2 separate regions of the Homo sapiens genome follow, and region 2 is linked to region 1. A link is an interaction called in ENCODE POLR2A ChIA-PET data of the cell type or tissue named here. Cell type or tissue: A673. All regions are shown on one strand.

Evidence for each region. Peaks named below come from ENCODE experiments on the same cell type or tissue, not always from the same donor. Only the 100,000 strongest peaks of a DNase experiment are listed, where the experiment ranks them.
Region 2: POLR2A ChIA-PET joins it to region 1 with 11 read pairs; 1 of 35 experiments calls an interaction of 5 or more read pairs at or near these places.

The regions. Positions count from the first base shown.
Region 1 is chr20:21,101,651-21,104,150 of GRCh38, reverse strand. The region is part of intron 1 of LINC00237 (long intergenic non-protein coding RNA 237); the gene reads left to right. Among named protein-coding and RNA genes, the nearest start is that of LINC00237, 3.5 kb to the left of the region's middle. RefSeq lists enhancers at 920-969, 2,500. In A673, no CTCF peak of the experiment used is centred here; DNase peaks (open chromatin) are centred at 1,410 and 1,730; H3K4me3 peaks cover 998 bases; H3K27me3 peaks cover 2,500 bases.
Region 2 is chr20:20,779,510-20,782,009 of GRCh38, reverse strand. No RefSeq gene overlaps it. Among named protein-coding and RNA genes, the nearest start is that of RALGAPA2, 68 kb to the right of the region's middle. In A673, no CTCF peak of the experiment used is centred here; a DNase peak (open chromatin) is centred at 1,379.

The DNA of each region.
Region 1 (2,500 bases):
CCTAATTACAGCATTAATAGTGTGCGCCTGGTGGACGCATTATATTTCCCAGGAATTACATTTGTTTTCCAGAAGCTGGACTGGGAAGGTCCTAGACAGAAGTGAGTCCTTGGAAGAAAGGACTGAGCGTCTCAGTAATGACATGGAGGTGGGGAGGGGGTGGGATAAGGGACTCCAAACTGGGTTGTATTTCCCAGATTATCGTCAGTCTGCTGCGTGACTGATGCCAGGAGACTAACAATTCCCAAAGTTGCGAAAGGAAAAACAGTTAGTCTTATACCCCCGTCCACAAGATCACTCAAGTCTAATGATTTCGGACACCTGCAAGATGAGTCGATCAGTGACGCGTGGGGTGGCATTGTTCGCTCGACGTGCCAGGACGCCAGCGGTGCTACCTTTTCCTGTCTCCAGAGCGCGAGTTGGCGCACATTGATTTCACCCCTCGCTCTCCGCCCCGCTGCCGAACACCATTTAGGCCAAGATCGGGTATAATGGGAAACACCATCAGCAGACAATTACCCTTTCAGAGGATTCACTTCTCCTCACAGACACTGTTATTTGAGAAATAGGATCATTTGATTTCATATTGCACTAAATAACACCCAGCCGGTTCAAATTGCCAGCTTCTTAAAAACCGCCCATTGGAATAAATTGCATCGGCCTCTTTTGCTTTTCAGGGCAATATGATGGGCACCGGGCAGAACTTGGAAAAATAACTACAAAGCCAGCCCCGAGCCGTGGCTATTGGTAGGGACAGCCCTGCCACCCCGCAGGCAAAGGCATCCAGCCATCTAGTTCCCTGCCACCGCCCCCTCCACCCGCCAACTTTGAGATGGTTCAACCTCTTGACTTTGGAATTAAAATGCACAGCCCCAGCCACCCCAAGGAAGCGCTTAGAGCCACAAGGCGCTTTCGTGTTGAGCAGGGAAAGATGGGCAGGTGTGCGAGACACGCATTTCGGTGTGCCCTGCCACATTGCTTGCAGCGTTGGCGCGTTTGGACAGCGCCTCCGGTTTGGGGCTCTGAGGCCGGGGAGTGCGCCCTCCAGCTTCGCGGGTCTGGGGTTCCCAGGGCCAGACCAGCCGCTACACTCTGCACACCAATGCGCCCTCCAGGCCTGCCGGTCGCGACGTCCTTCTCCGCTCTCAGCACAGGCGCCAAGCCGGGAGTCAGGGCTTCCGGGTCCAGCTGCTGACAGAAGGAGGAGCGAGCTGCACTGGGGCTTCAGCACCGAGTCCAGAGGGAGAGAGAGGCGAGCGGGGTGAGCGGCCACCGGCGAGCTGGGGTTCGCTGCACACCCATCACCACAGACATTTCAAAAAGAATCAAGCCTTTTGAAGTCTGCCAGAGCTGCGGTTTGTTAATTGACACTGTTCAACTGAGTGACAATTGTTCCGCTCAGTGGGGGCCATCCACTCCCTTCCTCTCTCCCCCTCCTTTTTTTTTTTTTTTTTCTTATAAAATAGGAATTAACTCCTTGGTTCTCCGTTCTTCTGTGCCAAGGGGCAGGATTTATTTAAGACGGCAAGGGCTTTGGCGATTCTGTGCGTTGAAGTCTTTCTCACATTTGCGTGAATGTACTTCAGGAAGGCCGTGTTAAATTCTCTCTCTCCAGATCCCAGAGGGTCGCCGCTGCACCCCTGTTCCGGGCATGAGCTGGAAAGGCCCTCTTAGTGGGTCCTGTGACCTGGAGCGAGTTAGTCTGAGACTTTGGGGACAGGGTGGGAGTCTTTCTCCTTCCTTGACACTGGGAGGAGCCAGGGAGCAGGGGGTTGTGGGTATGCGGCTAGAGGGAAGGTTCCAGACACGTCGAGAGTGGGAAACTTAAATTCCCCTCTCTGGTGTAGGCGCAGGCTTTAGCTCCAGGATCTTTTCTGGGTAAGGAGTCGGTGCCCGCTTAAGATGGCATGATAGGTAGCAGGGGGCCTCAGCGTGTCCTCACTCTCCACTTGGCCTTGAAGTGGGGACGCGGAGCCGCGCCGCTCCTCGGCGATTCGCCAGGTCTCTGTTCGCAAACAGCTGAGTTGCGAGGCCCAAGTATACTTAAAGCAAAACCTCGGCCGCGGGCCTTCAGCACTGCCCTCCAGGCCTGGGGAAGATACCGCGATGCCCAACTGGCCACGCCACCAGGTCTGGCCTTGCGTATCCGCCTCCAAGGATCCAAAGCCGGCCTGGGGCTGTCCAATCGAGTCCGTGGAGAGCCCGGAGCTACTCCATCGCCGCCCCTGCCCCAAGGCGGTCGCGCCCTCACCCCTCGCCGCACTCCGCCCCCAACCACCCCCGCGTGCCCCCGCCAGCCTCTGGCCCCTGCACTCAGCTAGGGGGCTGTGTTCCAACTCCCACCTCCATCCCCACGGTGGCGCAGCCGAGGAAACCTTTCTTGACCAAGGCCAAGCCCAAGCCCAAGCCCAATCGTGACAGCTTTTCCAGGAGGCAGGCACTGGGCGGTTAAATTCGAAGGAGCGGGAAAACACGTCTTGCCCGGCTCCAAAGTTAGCTG
Region 2 (2,500 bases), 320 kb after region 1:
CTCAGTTGGGTCATCCTCAGGTAACAGGGGTTTATGCCAAGAAAAGATGAGGAACAAAAGCAACAGGAAAATTAGGAACTCACAGACAGTTGTGCTGAGGGAGGCCTCACAGGGACTGAAATTCAGGACTCCTGTCTGGGACCAAGAGCAGTTCCTGATCCCAGGGGCTCAGTTCCATTGAGGAGACATTGAACCCCCAGCCCACAACAGGAGGAGTTCACCCATCCGCCACCTTTATGGATGCTGGACTGAATCGTGTGCCCCACAAATTCATATTTTGATATGCTAGCCCCCAGAAACTCAGAATGTGACCTTCTTAGGAGTTAAGGCCTTTAAACAGGTAATAAAGGTAAAACGAGGTCACACGGGCAGTTCCTACTCCAATGTGACTGGTGTCCTTAGGAGAAGAGGAGATGAGGACACAGGCACTTGCAGGAGGAAAAGCGTGTGCAGACACATGGAGCAGATGGCCACCTGCAAGCCAATGAGAGAGGCCTGAGAGGAAGCCACCCTGCCCAACGAGAAGCCAACCCCGCCGACAACACCTTGATCTCCAGCTCCAGCCTCCAGCACAGCGAGAACTCCGTTTCAGGGCTCAGCCACTTTTGCCCCTGTTGCTCCGCAGTTACCGCCACCACCCACCATCCTAGCCCCTGAATATCTCTGTGTCCCCACTTGAGCTGACTCAGAACTTCTGCCCCTGCAGAGCACTCCGGTCAACCCTCCTTGCAAGGTGCTGGGTCAGGTGCCCCATCCTGTTGCAACCCTATGTCCAGGAGGTCACAGGATATGCTCTGAAGCCACCTAGGGCTGTCTGCCTTGGCATGAGCTGCAGGAAGGGACTCCCTTCCAAGAAAGAAGTACGTCTATACACATGTGTGTGCATATGTGAAACATGCTTAGGTTGGCACATCCCCACCCTCATTTATCCAAAAGCCAGTTTATTCTAGAAAATGTGAACTAGTCTACAGTGATGATGAGGTGGGGGTTTGCAGTGGGGTTTGAGAAAATTTTAGGGAGGAAAGACATGCTTTGTGATTCGATTGCGTCCATGATTTTGATTATGGCCATGGATTTATGTTTATCTTCCCAAAACTCACGAAATCATACCCATTACAACATGGATGCTGTTTATTGCATTAAATGAAACCTCAATAAAGTTGATTTTTGTTAAAGCCACTTTAGGAAGCTAGTTTCTGGATATTTGGCACCATTGGGGTATGACAGAGAAGTCTGGAGGCTTAGGCCAAGTGCTAGAGAGGGCTCAGAAACCTCCCCTGGCTCAGCCTGTAACATGAACCTGCAGTTTCTCCACCTTCTTGGCTTGGCAGACAGTGCGGTTGGTAGGCAAGGACCGGCTGTGTTGCGAAATGCCGGCACCAACTCCCAGGCAGCTAGAGTGAGCAGCAGAGTCAAATGAAGGTGTTGAGCAACCACTAAAGAGGAAGTCTCAGCTAATTATGGTGATGATTGCTATAGTGGTGATCTGACACCTCCTTTTCAGGGAGTATAAGAAAATACCCTCTGGTCTGAGCCCCTCTTGTTCATCCCCACTGTGTTCAAAAACTACATTTTCTCAAAATTCGATTGCAATTGTAGCTCGGTTTCCATTTTGGAGTGCAAGCTTTGATATCCCCATCAGTACAAGTATTTAATGAGGCAATGTTGCTTGCAACATAACCTGGAAGGAATCCTGCTAGCATCTAGAAGGGACACGCCCAGACCATGCCAAGCCCTGGCTTCACTCTTGCTGGGTTTGGTACATGCTGAGTTGAGCAAGGATAGATGGACCAATTACATTGCTATTAATTAAAAAAAAATAGAGTTTAAAGACACAGAGAATTTTTTTAATGTTTTGAAAACAGAAACAAATATTGATCAGATATTCCTTTTTAATAAACCTCTTATTGAGCTACAGCATAATACAGAAATGTGCACCAATTATAGAGGAACAGCTTTATTGCTGTATAACACAGTATTCTACTCTATGACAGCACCATAATTTATTTATGCATTCTACTCTTGCTGAGTATTTGGATCCTTCCCAGTTTGGGGTGCAGGGGATGACAAGGTAATGCCTTTTCCTCACTCATCACAAGGGTTGTGGCTGACACTCTTCTACCAAAAGACAGGCCAGCAAGAGAAAAAGTATAACACATATGTTTATCCAAGTTTTACATGATATGGGAGACTTCAGAAGTGAAGACCCAAACCCCAGGGAAAACTGTTTCATTTTGCCCTGTTTTGTATGCTAAGTCCGAATAAAGAAGTGGATAGTTGTGGAGAAGCGTGATTGGACAAAAAGTCCAATGATAATAAAAGGGATGGAGTGGGAGAACCCAGCAAAGACCCTTTACTTGTTCAGGTTCTTTCCGTTTTTTTCCTTTCCTTTTCTTTCTTTCTTTCTTTCTTTTTTTTTTTTTTTTTTTTGAGACAGTCTTGCTCTGTCACCCAGGCTGGAGTACAGTGGCGCGATCTAGGCTCACTGCAACCTCTACCT